2 separate regions of the Homo sapiens genome follow, and region 2 is linked to region 1. The links are chromatin contacts, found by POLR2A ChIA-PET in ENCODE. All regions are on one chromosome and are shown on one strand. Each heading gives the region's core, a stretch centred on a gene start or an enhancer-like site at or near the end of the contact. The rest is flanking DNA. Distances are from core to core; before and after follow the strand shown. Region 1 overlaps FAM76A (family with sequence similarity 76 member A). Region 2 overlaps PTAFR (platelet activating factor receptor).

Region 1 (6,795 bases), core at 2,057-4,556:
CTCTTCTCTTATTTAATATTGAGTTATGTTTGATTATTTTTCCTCCTTTTTGTTTATCCATTAGCCTTCTATTTTTTTTAGACAGAACACATTTTAGCTTTCAAAAATGGCTTTATAAGATGCTTTAGTCTTTTTTTTCTAAGTATCCTACAACATCCACAGTCTCTGTCTCAATATGTCCTAATTTGTTTGTTGAAATTATAACAAAAACTTTTCAATTTTAGGAAAATATAAGTTAATTTCTAGTTTTCCTTCCTCTAGAAAATACACTGGCTACTTTTTAATCATGTGTGTTTATTTTTCCATAGGCAATCAAAAAAGCAGCCACAACAGCTGGTGGCACTCAGGCACAGCTTGTGGTTTATTGTTTCTAAAGGACATTCTTTTTTTTAACTCGTAGTTTCATTTTATTCTCCGTCTGAAATGTGCCTGAAAGATTAATCTGTATAGCCTTTGAGGACTGACTCAGGACCAATATGTAGGGTTATAGAGAGGCAGGTTTTGGCTCAACCCAAGAAAATTGTTCTTACAGTACGAGCTTTTGTAAAAGACAATTTTTCTGGAGAAGTAGTAGTTCCCTGTCATTGGAGCCATTAGGAAAGAGACTGGTTTTTCTGCCTTGTTACCCTAGCCATCTTTTTTCATTTCTAGTAGTTCTTACTGAACCAGGAATTAGAGAGTTAGTGAGGGCTGGGCACGGTGGCTCACGCCTGTAATCCCAGCACTTTGGGAGGCCAAGGTGGGTGGATCACCTGAGGTCGGGAGTTCGAGACCAGCCTGACCAACATGGAGAAACCCCGTCTCTACTAAAAACACAAAAATTAGCCAGGCATGGTGGCGCACGCCTGTAATCCCAGCTACTTGAGAGGCTAAGGCGGGAGAATCACTTGAACCCAGGAGGCAGAGGTTGTGGTGAGCTGGAGGTTGTGGTGAGCCGAGATCATGCCATTGCACTCCAGCCTAGGCAACAAGAGTGAAACTCTGTCTCAAAAAGAAAAAAAGAGAAAAGAGAGAGTTAGTGAGGTCAGTCCCTAACACAGGATAGAAAGGATGGGTGTTGTCAACTATTTATTGGTATGGGGGGAATCCTCTCACAAGAAGCAGGAAGGGTAGGGCATTAAGAGGTTTGGGGACAACAAAAAGTTACTTACATTAGCTCATTACTCTAGTTATGGGTTTAAATAGACTCTATTCAGTTGAAGAAAGACAGGTCCTTAGCAGGTATTGAAACAGATGTGAGACTGCAGCTCTAAGGGTGCTTCCAGATCTGAAACTAGTGGAGACTGTAATAGGTCCTTTCAGTACTTTCTCCTGCACACCTTGTTTTATGATTTTGCATTTATTTTTGTTATGCAGTAATTCCATCCATTCATTAGTTATGAGAGCATTGATTCATTCTTCCTCTGACAGTCTTCTCATATGCTTCATGTAAACTGAGAGGAGGGTAGGAATATTCTTGTCGATTATTTATGTCTTCCAGTCCTAGCCATAGAAATGTTTGACTTGGTAACTGTGAGGTAGTTTGTCCACTGGTTAGGCTTGCTATTTGGAGTTTCTTCCTGTGTAGAGAAATGTTGGCTATTAGATGTGGTTTAGGATATAAGAACAGTGAGTCGTTACTATATATAGGGAGTTGAGAATGAGTATTCCAGTGTCTGCTTAGGAAAAACAGGTTTGTGTTTTACTTTAAAGATTGTCCTGGGAAAAGTAAAGAGCGTTCTTTGAGAACTCTCTAGAGAACAGGATTTGACCCTCTTGGCAGTGATTCCTTAACTTGCTTTGAGTCTGAGGCACTTCTGACTGGCCATTGAAAGCTATGGATCCTCACTCTAAAAACCACCCATTATATGTGTAGACAAGATTGTACATATAATTTTGGGGTTTTGCAGATTTCCTGAAACTATCCCTTCTTTTTTTTTTTTTTTTTTTTTTTTGAGACGGAGTTTCGCTCTTGTTGCCCAGGCTGGAGTGCAATGGCGCAATCTTGGCTCACTGCAACCTCCGCCTCCCAGGTTCAAGCAATTGTCCTGTCTCAGCCTCCCAAGTAGCTGGGATTACAGGCATGCACCACCACGGCCAGCTAATTTTTTATTTTTAGTAGAGATGAGGTTTCTCCATGTTGGTCAGGCTGGTCTTGAACTCCTGACCTCAGGTGATCCGCCTGCCTTGGCCTCCCAAAGTGCTGGGATTATAGGCGTGAGCCACCGCGCCCGGCCTAAAACTGCCCCTTCTTAAGAGGCTCTGCTAAAAGGACATGGAGTCCATCTGGCACTTTGACAAAATAGAGTGCTCTAATGCTGTTATTGGGAGGAATCTGTTAAAAGCCCAAGTTGTTGTGTGACTCTGGAGTTTGCCACCTCTTTGTTCCGTTACTAAAGCAATGTTACAGAATTCCTGATATTGGAAATGACAATCTGCAGGCCATTTGTAGTGTAGGGGAAGCTGGCTTCATTCCTGTTTCATCTTTTTTGAAAAAGAACTGACTGCTCCTGGGTGGGAATCCAGCAGCTTCTCGGCAGATACACTGACTGCATTGCGGTGCTTTGGGACAGAAGACAAGGACCTGAAAGATGAGCTCTGAGGGAAGCATTAAAGAAAAATGCATGAGCTCACAGTTTATAATTTATCTGGAATTCTAAGGAATTTATCTAATCACAAAAATTAGGATGGTTTTTCTAGTACATCACTGGGGATCTTTAAGGAACCTGAAACAGTATCCTTAGCTCTTGGGATGTGGCATTTATTTCCGTCCTAAATGTGAGAGAAGATGCTGCAGGGATGCTGCCAGGTTGTGGCTTTGGTTCGTAGAGTTATCTGATGGCCACCTTACCTCTGCAGTTCAGCTCAGCAAGTGCCGTTGAGCCCAGCATGTGTGGTGCAATGTGCTTGATGCTAGGATTCCTGCCCTTTAGGAGCTTGCAGACAAGTGGTCTAGGATGCATCCTCAGGTAGAGAAAAGTTTATCCATCCAAGTTAAAATATTTTCCCCTGATTTTTAAATTTAGCTTCTCCCCAGACCTGGCTCTGGACTCACCAGGCACTGACCACTTTGTCATCATTGCCCAACTGAAGGAAGAAGTGGCTACCCTGAAGAAGATGTTGCATCAAAAGGATCAAATGATTTTAGAGAAAGAGAAGAAGGTATGGTTTAGTTAATTCCTCTCTGACCAGAATGATGCGAGGGTGAGATATGTGGTATGGGACATGATAATAACCCTTTTTAACTGATGTTTGTTGAGAGCCTATGTCAAGGTTGGGATATCCTGGGGAGAGGCTGGCTGTCTGCCAAGATGACTTTTGGGATGGCATTACTCCAGTCAGTTGGGCTCAAAAAACTGATTTTTCTCAGCACTTGCAGCTTCCACTTCTCAAAGAGGACATTTTGTTTTTTGTTTTGTTTTTGAGACAGGGTCTCAGCTGTGTCACCCTGGCTGGAGTGCAGTGGCACAATCATGGCTACTGCAGCCTCTAACTTCCAGTCTCAGGCAATCCTCCCATCTCAGCCCACTTAGTAGCTTGGACTACAGGCATGTGCCACTGTACCCGGCCAATTTTTAAAATTTTTTGTAGAGACATGGTCTTATTATGTTGCCCAGACTGGTCTTGAACTCCTGGTCTTAAGTGATCCTTCCATTTTAGCCTCCCAAAGTGCTAGGATTACAAATGTGAGCCATTGCCCCTGGCCTCAGAGAGGACATTTGTTAACTGAGCTTACAGAGACAATGTATAAAAAAACCAGTGTTCACATCTCAGTTCACAGCGGAGCATGTAACAAACAGTACACAGTTCTTGGCATGAGCTACCTGGAGAGGCTGTAATCAGAAGGTGCTGAATAAGCATAGAGTTGGGACACGAGGAGGTAGTTATGTAACTGGAATGTTCAGTGCTGTCCGGCTAAAAGAACCTAATGTCTCTTTCTCTTCTCATGGGGATGGCCATGTCTGTGGGACAATAATACTCAAAGTTCATGGGACATTTCTTCCTCTTCCCTGAACAGCGTTCATGTGGGCCTTCTGCCATGACTCTTATGTCACTGTGCTTCCACTGCTGACAACTCTTACTAAGTGACCCATCTTTAATATGTTAATATTTTAATATCTTAGTTTATCTTCAGTATTAATACTCTTTTTTTTCTTTTTTTGTTTTTTGAGACAGAGTCTCTGTCGCCCAGGCTCACTGCAACCTCTGCCTCCTGAGTTCAAGCGATTCTCCTACCTCAACCTCTCAAGTAGCTGGGATTACAGGTGCCTGCCACCATGCCTGGCTAATTTTTCTATTTTCAGTAGAGATGGGGTTTCGCCATGTTGGACAGGCTGGTCTCGAACTCCTCATCTGAAGTGATCTGCCTGCCTCATCTTCCCAAAGTGTTGGGATTACAGGTGTGAGCCACTGTGCCCGGCCTCAGTGTTAATATTTTATTTTCACATCAGAATATCTTCTATCTTATATTTCTAATATCTTCACATTAATATCTTCAGAATAAGACCAGTCTTATTATGGTCTGAAGTTGTCTTCCATTTTTACATTCTTACTCTGATTCATGTCTGTTATCTTGTTTTCAGGTTTTCTAAATAGTATCTCATTTTTAGGCTGGGCACACTGGCTCACACCTGTAATCCCAACACTTTGGGAGGCTGAAGCAGGCAGATTGCTTGAGCCCAGGAATTCAAGACCAGCCTGGGCCATTGGTGAAACCTCATCTCTGCAAAAAATACAAAAATTAGCAGGGCTTGATGGTGTGCACCTATGGTCCCAGCTACTTGGGAGGCTAAGGTGGGAGGATCACCTTAGCCTGGGAGGTCAAGGCTGTGGTGAGCAGTGATCATACCACTGCACTCCAGCCTGTGGGTGACAGAGCCAGACCCTGTCTCCAAAAACAAACAAAAAAGAATATCTCATTTTGCCTTAATATTATAATAATAATAGCTAACTTTTATTGGATGCTAACTTCGTGCCTAGCTCTGTTTTAAGTGCTTTATATGTATTAACTCATTTATTCTTTTTTTTTTTTTTTTTTTTTTTTTGAGACAGAGTCTTGCTCTGTCACCCAGGCTGGAGTGCAGTGGTGCAATAGTTCACTGCAACCTCTGACTCCTGGGTTTAAGTGATTCTTGTGCCTCAGCCTCCTGAATAGCTAGCTGGGACTACAGGCGTGCACCACCACACCTGGCTGATTTTTGTTTTTGTTTTTGATTGAGACAGGGTCTTGCTCTGTCACCCAAGCTGGAGTGCAGTGGTGCAATCTCTGCTCACTGCAACCTCTGCCTCCCTGGGTTCAAGTGATTCTCCTGCCTCAGCCTCCCGAGTAGCTCGGATTACAGGCATGTGGCACCACAGCCAGCTAATTTTTGTATTTTTCATAGAGATGGGGGTCTCACCATGTTGGCCGGGCTGGTCTTGAACTCCTGACCTCAAGTGACCCGCCCACCTCGGCCTCCCAAAGTGCTGGGATTACAGGCATGAGCTACCATGCCTGGCCCATTTATTCTTATAAAAAGCCTTTGAGGCCGGGCTTGGTGGCTCATGCCTGTAATCCCACCATTTTGGGAGGCCAAGGCGGGTGGATCACGAGGGCAGGAGATCAAGACCATCCTGGCTAACACGGTGAAACCCTGTCTCTACTAAAAATACAAAAAAATTAGCTGGGCGTGGTGGTGGGCGCCTGTAGTCCCAGCTACTCGGGAGGCTGAGGCAGGAGAATGGCGTGAACCGGTGAGGCGGAGCTTGCTGTGAGCCAAGATCGTGCCACTGCACTCCAGCCTGGGCTACAGAGCAAGACTCCATCTCAAAAAAAAAAAAAAGCCTTTGAGGTGGGAATTGTTACAATCATTTCATAGATGAAGAATGCCTCCAGTATTTTTCTTCTTAGGGGTTTCTGATCTCCCCTGGCTCTTTATGTTGTTTTCTGCCAAGTTCAGAATGCTGTGATTCATTCTGAATAGCTAAGACATTGATGTAAATTCCTTACTTGCATTCATCTAATTTCTACCTCATTTTACAGATGAGGAAACAGACCCGAAGAGGTTAATATGTCCAAACCACACAGCTAGTAAATGGCGGAACAAGGGACTGGAAGTCTTTCTGACTCTACTGTTCTTTCTACTGTGCTATGCTTTCTCCTGCTAGGAAGGTGGAAATTCATGGGAAGAGATCTGTGTTCTATCCACATAACTACATGACTGTCAAGTGAAAATGGCCCAAGTATATTCTCTCCATGGACTAGATCAGAATGGCACATAAAAGGATTTTTGTAAAACAGGGACAAGATGAACACTTGTTTCTACTGCTTTGCAGAGATAGTTTTTATTTATTTATTATTTTTATTTTTTTGAGACAGGGTCTTGCTCTGTTGCCCAGGCTGTTGGGCAGTGGTGCAGTCTCAGCTCACTGTAAACTCAACCTCCCTGGCTCAAGCGATCCTCCCACCTCCGTCCTCTAAATAGCTGGGACTGCAGGCGCACACCACCACACCCAGCTATTTTAATTTTCGTTTTTTTTTTTTTTTTTTTTGTAGACATGGGGTTTCACCATGTTGCCCATGTTGGTCTCAAACTCCTGAGCTCAAGTATTCCGCCCTTTTGGCCTCCCAAAGTGCTGGGATTACAGGCATGAGCCACCACTCCTGGCCCAGAGTTAGGGTTTTTAAAGGAGCAAAAGCAGATTGTTTCCCAAAGCTTTCAGGAAGCTTGGAATACAGGCTCTTTAGCATAATGCCTGCCCATCTCTCCAACCTCATCAGCCATTCAAATAATCTCTGTTATCTCACATTTATCTGCCTGTGCCTATACTGTTCTC
Region 2 (6,795 bases), core at 2,346-4,845, 420 kb after region 1:
AGCCCAGGAGTTTGAGACCAGTCTGGACAACATAGCAACACCCCAGTCTCTATAAAATAAATTTTTCAAAATGCATGCTAAGAGAGTAAATTTATGTTACGGTTTTCACCACAGTAAAAAAAAAAAAAAAATCAATGGGCCTAAGAGACGACAAATTTGAAAGTACATTGTGTATTTTTAAGTTAGAGTCATATGACTCAGTTTATGACTTAAAAGCTATGCAACCTTTGGTAAAACTGCTTGCCGCCTTCGGGCCTCATTTGTAAACCACATCTCTTTCATCAAGCGAAATAAAGGATGTACAGTATTTAGAGAACAGTGGTTAAGAGCACAGACTCTGGAGTCAGACTCTGTAGTCAGACAAACCTGGGTTCAGATCTTACCTCTCTCACTTCCTACCACAGAACCACAGCCAAGCATGTCCTCCCTCTGATTCTCAGGTCCCTCACTGAAAATGGAGCTGATAATACCCAGGCACATACCTCTCCAGAGTGGTGTGAAGAGTCAATGAAATAATGTGTATAAAGTCCTTATCAGGGCTGGGCGCAGTGGCTCATACCTGTAATCCCAGCACTTTGGGAGGCCAAGGCGGGCAGATCACTTGAGGTAAGGAGTTCGAGACCAGCCTAGCCAACATGGTGAAACCCTATCTCTACTAAAAATACAAAAATTAACCAGGCATGGTGGTGCATGCCTGTAATCCCAGCTACTCGGGAGGCCGAGGCAGGGGAATCACTTGAACCCAGGAGGCAGAGATTGCAGTGAGCCAAGATGACGCCATTGCACTGGAGTCTGGGCGACAGAGCGAGACTCCATCTCAAAAAAAAAAAAAAAAGAAGATGCCTGGTCTGGTCTACAGTGAGAGCTCATTGAATGTTGGCTATTGTTACTCTTACTTCCCTACCCCAGACAGAGTTGGAAATTCCACCTCAAGTTCCCATAACAATCTATCACATTGCATTATCATAGCTGTTGATTTCTCTCTCCTTTTGGACTGGGAATTCCCAAGGGCCAAGGCTTCTGGCATATCACCAATACCCATCACAGGGCCTCCTACATAGCAAACACATGAGAAATACTGACTAAATAGACAGGTGAGCCTCTGTACACACACAGTCACAGTGTCCCTCACTCTTCGCTTCCAAACTCTCACACCCCAGCTCTAGCCACTCCCAGCTCTTAGATTCGCTGGGGCCAGTCCCACTTTCCTCATCTATAAAATGGGAATAGCATCAACATTGAGGCTGGAAAGGTGGCCCACATCTATAATGCCAGCACTTTGAGAGGCTGAGGTAAGAGAATTGCTTGAGGTCAGGAGTTTAAGACCAGCCTGAGCAACATAACCAAATTTTGTCTCTACAAAATTAAAAATTAAAAAAAAAATTAGCCAGGCATGGTGGCACATGCCTGCAGTCCTAGCTACTATGGAGGCTGAGGCTGCAGGATCACTTGGGTCCATTACAGTAAGCTATGATCATACCACTGCACTCCAGCCTGGGCAACAGAGCAAGACCCTATCTCTTAAAAATAAAAATAAGGGCCCGGCGCGGTGGCTCACGCCTGTAATCCCAGCACTTTGGGAGGCCAAGGCGGGCGGATCACAAGATCAGGAGATCGAGACCATCCTGGCTAACACGGTAAAACCCTGTCTCTACTAAAAATACAAAAAATTAGCTGGGCAAGGTGGTGGGCGCCTGTAGTCCCAGCTATTCGGGAGGCTGAGGCAGGAGAATGGCGTGAACCCGGGGTGCAGAGTCTGCAGTGAGCCAAGATTGTGCCACTGCACTCCAGCCTGGGCAACAGCGAGACTCCATCTCAAAAAATAAATAAAAATAATAAATAAATAATTAATACAAATTAGGCTGGGTGGGGTGGCTCACACCTGTAATCCCAGCACTCTGGGAGGCCGAGGCAGGCAGATCACCTGAGGTCAGGAGTTCAAGACTGGCCTGGCCAACATGACGAAACCCCATATCTACTAAAAATACAAAAATTAGCTGGGTGTGGTGGCGCACATCTGTAATCCCAGCTACATGGGAGGCTGAGGCAGAAGAACCACTTGAACCCGGGAGGGGGAAGTTTCAGTGAACTGAGATTGTGCCACTGCACTCCAGCCTGGGTGACAGACCGAGACTCCATCTCAAAAAAAAAAAAAAACTTGACCTCACAGGATAGCCCTGATGTTGAAGACAGACAACCTCTACAGTGCTAGGCATATAGAAGGTACTCAATACATGAGTTACTTCCTGTTCTGACATGCCCTGTTGCTTGATATTTGTGCCCTGACCTGGCCGTGCCGACCACACCCTCTAATGTTACCTCTCACAGAGTGGTTTCAATACCATTTCTCCAAGATGCAGAAGGATTTGAGCGACGAATTAAGGGAGGAGAAATCCTGACCTCTGGGGAATTCTGTGCCAGGCTCCCTACAATTCCCAGCGCAAGGGACCATGCACATTTATTGGCTGATGAATGAAGCACCATGTCTGGGAGAGGTTACGGACAGGGTCTAGGGCACGAGGGATGAGGATGATCTGGGTACCAGTCAGAGTTACCCAGTGTTCCTTCTCATTGGGGACCTCATCCTGGCCCCAGATATGTATATTACATTGAGGAGACTCAGCCTCTGCTCAGTTGGCCTAGGAAACCCCAAGTCTGGCCTGGGTCTCTCCTCCTGGCTCCCAGATACCCAGGTGGTATCTGTTTGTGAGTTACCCTATCCAATTTTGCTTCCAGGACAGGGCCAGGAAGAGGGAGGGAGGAACCATCTCCTCTGGGCTGCCCCAGCACTGGGCACATCATGCCTCTGTTATGCCTCTGGTTTTTGTGTGTGTGTTGCGGGGGTGGGGGGTTGAGACTGAATCTCAGTCTATCACCTAGGCTGGAGTGCAATGATGCAATCTCAGCTTACTGCAACCTCCGCCTCCCAGGTTCAAGCGATCCTCATGTGTCAGCCTTCCAAGTAGCTGGGATTACAAGCGCATGCCACCATGCCTGGCTAATTTTTATATTTTTAGTAGAGACAGGTTTTCACCATGCTGGCCAGGCTGGTCTCAAACTCCTGATCTCAGGTGATCCACCCACCTCAACATCCCAAAGTGCTGGGATTACAGGCATGAGCCACCGCACACAGCCATGCCTCTGTTATACCAGGAATCACGCTGACATCTTCCCAGCCTGGGAGTTCCTGAGTCCTGCTGGTGTCCTCGTGGCCAGTCCAGGACCCCGTCCAGGGAAAAAAGCAGGGCTGGGCACAGGCCCTGGCGTCACACAGACCTGAGTCTGCACCTGGGTCTGTTTCTTCCTTGCTGCGTGATCCTTGGCTCTCCCAGCCTCCTTTTCTTCATCTGCAAAATGATGGTAATAAAACCTTCCTCACGGGGTGGTTGTGAGAGCTGAGTGAAGCAATTTACTCAATAACTGTGAACTCCCTTCCCTGCTGTCCTCAGAAAATGTTTGTTGAATAAGTGAATAAAGAAGCAACCAAACTGGCCATGCACTAAGCCAGCTACACATTCTCTCCTAGAAGCAACCGGGGTTAGCCGGAGAGAAAGCATAGGAACCGAAACCAGGAGATGTGGGCTCTGGCCTCAGCTGTGCCACTCACCCACATATCTTGACTGAGCCTCATTCCAGCTCTGAGCCTTGGGGTTTTTATCTGCAAAATGCGGTGCCTGTGCCTCGCTTATCTCAAAGCATTGTTGTAAAAAAAAAAGGAAGTGAGATTATTGGTGGTGACAGTTTTGGGTAAACAGTAAAGCACTTGGTACATTGAAATGGACTTTATGAACTGTGAAAGGTAGTGCAGGCTGGGTGCAGTGGCTCACGCCTGTAATCCCAGCGCTTTGGGAAGCCAAGGCAGGAGATGGCTTGAGGCCAGAAGTTCAAGACCAGCCTGGGAAACATAGCAAGATCCCGTTTCCACAAAAAAAAAAAAAAAAAAAAAAAGTTTTTTAAATTAGCCAGGCATGGTGGCATGCGCCTGTAGTCCTGGCTACTTGGGTGGCTAAAGCTGGAGGATAGCTTGAGACCAGGAGTTCAAGGCTGCAGTGAGTCACGATCATGCCACTGCTCTTCAGCCTGGGTGACAGAGCAAGACTGTGTCTCTTAAAAAAAAAGGGGGGGGGGTGTGCGGGGGGTGTAGGCCAGGCATGGTGGCTCACATCTGTAATCCCAGCACTTTGGGAGGCCAAGGCAGGCGGATTGCTTGAGCACGGGAGTTCAAGACTAGCCTGGGCATCATGTCAAACCCCACCTCTACAAAAAACAAACAAACAAACAAAACAAAACAAAAACAAAAACAAAAACAAAAACACAAAAATTAATCAGGCAAGATGGTGTGCACCTACAGTATCAGCTACTCGAGAGACTGAGGTGGGAGGACTGCTTGAGCCCAGGAGATCGAGGCTGCAGTGAGGTGTGATCACGCCACTGCATTCCAGCCTGCGTGACAGAGCAAGACTCTGTCTCAAAAGAAAAAAAAAAAGAGGAGGGGGGGCGGGGTATGCACAAATTTGGTTTTGACATGCTTCTCCCATTAGCCAGCCAAGCTCAACTCCAAACCCAGGCCCTGAAGATCTCCCACCTACAGAACCAAGGGGGTGGGGAGGGGTGGCTGAGTGGTGATCCTCCCCCTGCATATTCTGTCTCTCTCTCACACACAAACACACAAACAAATACACACACAGAATCTGGCTGTGATTCCCCTCGGCCAAAGACACACAGAGGCATATCAGCCTCTCAGCTGGCTTTGCTGGCCATCTGCTCCTGGGAGGGGAGCTGTCTGGCTGGAGCAGGCCACATGCAGCCCGGATATGCTCCCGGCCCATCATTCCAGATACATGTAGACATAGCCAGAGCCAGCTCCCTGTCCACCCCACATAACCACAGACACACATGCACACACAAAGACACACCAGAGGCTTCTCCCCGCTCTCATCATGCTGTCAAGGAGCCCAAGAGGGGGTGGTCAGAGAGGGGGCTGCAGCAGGGTCCCAGCACTTGCCCTTTGGGAGCTGGCTCTGCTCCCGACCCAGACACACACCCCTAGGCCCATCAAGGGGTGCTGCCGGCTCCTGCTCCACTGTTGCCCTCTCTGAGGTCCAAGCCTCCACCCATCTAGGGGATCAGAACAGGAAAGTGGGGGATGCCACCAAGAAAGAGAATGCCATCCTCTTCAACAAGGCCTCCTTCACAGGCCTGGGGTGGGAAGTGGGGAATCTCTGCTCCCTGTAAAAGGACAATAAGATCCCAGCCTCTCCTCATACCTGCTTCCCACCACCAGTCAGAGAAAACTCAGTCCTGTAGGCACATTTTGTCACTGATAGCATAAACTGTGAATTCCTTACTCCTTCAATGACCAGATGGGGAAACTGAGGCCCGGAGATGAGAAAGGATTTTCCCAAGGTGAACACAGTGTCAGGGGCAGAGCTGGGACCAGATACTGGGCCTCTGGCTCACCGTCCGTTCCCTTCCAACTGCAAAAACCGCTTCATCATTCATCTGTCCTGTGCATATTCTAAGCATATGCTATGTTGCAAACCCTGTGCTAAGGATAAAGGATACAACAGTGAACAAAACAGTTTCCTCATCCCTAAGGCGTTTAACAGCAGGAATCCCAGAGTCAGCATTAGAGGGAATTCATCAGTCCCCTTTGCGCAGCATTTTCCAATTGACAAAGCACTTCCCCATCCCAACTCTTACTTCATCCTCCCTGCAAACTCACAGATCAGTGGTTTGTTTGTTTTGTTTTGTTTTGTTTTTTGAGACGGAGTCTCGCTCTGTTGCCCAGGCTGGAGTGCGATGGCGCCATCTCAGCTCACTGCAACCTCCGCCTCCCAGGTTCAAGCAATTCTCCTGCCTCAGCCTCCCGAGTAGCACCCGCCACCACGCCCAGCTAATTTTTGTATTTTTAGTAGAGATGGGGTTTCACCATGTTCGCCAGGATGGTCTCCATCTCTTGACCTCGTGATCTACCCGCCTCGGCCTCCTAAAGTGCTGGGATTACAGACGTGAGCCACCATGCCCGGCCCACAGAGGTCAGTATTTTAACCTGCAATCTGCAAAGGAGGAAAGTGGAACTTCCGAACAACTCAAGGCCCCGGCTTGTCAGCAGGAGCTGAGATCGAAACCCCGGATGCCCACCTGAGGCCCAGGACCCAGTCATCTAAGGGGCTGAACTCTTTCTCCGGCGGTTTGTCAGCACCTAAAGATAGTGGTGTCTCTTTTGCTTCTCTAGCACTCCCCAACACACCTCCCACCCCTACCGCCTCCCCCAACACACACACCACCCCAAACACCTGGAACACAGCTGGGTATTCAGTCAGAGCTAAAGGAGAGCAGCCAGAGGTGTGGGGAGAGAGCCTGCTGGTTCTGTCATATTTCACAAGTGAGTGAGTGCACAGCCCCATGTCTGGACCTCCTGCAAGCAGAGGACGGTGGGTGCCAGCCTGGGCCCTGTCCCCAGCACCTGGGACCTGATAGGGGCTATTGTTTGTGGGCTTGGCCCTGTGTATAAGAACCTGGTTATTTTCAGCACCCCCTTCCCCACCCCGCAAACCTAGCATTTAGTGAGTTCCTAAGTACCCCGCCCTGTACCAGATCCTTTATATGACCCGACAATTCTGTGGGGGAGATGGGATTATCATTATTTGACAATTTAGAAAACTGCACAGAGATGGAGCGTAACTTGGCCAAGACCACACAGCTAGTCAAGTAGATGTCATTTGGCTCCCTGAGATCCAAGCTGCCCCCATCACCACCATCACCACCTCCCAGTAGGGTCTCTGGGGTCAG

Evidence for each region. ChIA-PET counts read pairs that join two places held with the same protein, here RNA polymerase II (POLR2A).
Region 2: POLR2A ChIA-PET joins it to region 1 with 25 read pairs in OCI-LY7. The contact joins two enhancer-like sites. POLR2A ChIA-PET finds 5 or more read pairs at or near these places in 3 of 52 experiments (K562, OCI-LY7 and activated B cell).

Annotation. Positions count from the first base shown.
Region 1 is chr1:27,752,190-27,758,984 of GRCh38, forward strand. FAM76A (family with sequence similarity 76 member A) reads left to right here. Exons shown (of 9, transcript NM_152660.3): 7 at 3,006-3,141. Among named protein-coding and RNA genes, the nearest start is that of STX12, 18 kb to the right of the region's middle. Within about 2 kb of position 3,307, at least 4 of the 41 ENCODE cell types and tissues checked have a DNase peak (open chromatin) inside an H3K27ac peak, as active enhancers do.
Region 2 is chr1:28,169,181-28,175,975 of GRCh38, forward strand. All of the region lies in intron 1 of PTAFR (platelet activating factor receptor), which reads right to left. Among named protein-coding and RNA genes, the nearest start is that of PTAFR, 4.1 kb to the right of the region's middle. RefSeq lists enhancers at 1,985-2,034, 2,075-2,184, 2,225-2,294, 2,305-2,354. Within about 2 kb of position 3,596, at least 16 of the 41 ENCODE cell types and tissues checked have a DNase peak (open chromatin) inside an H3K27ac peak, as active enhancers do.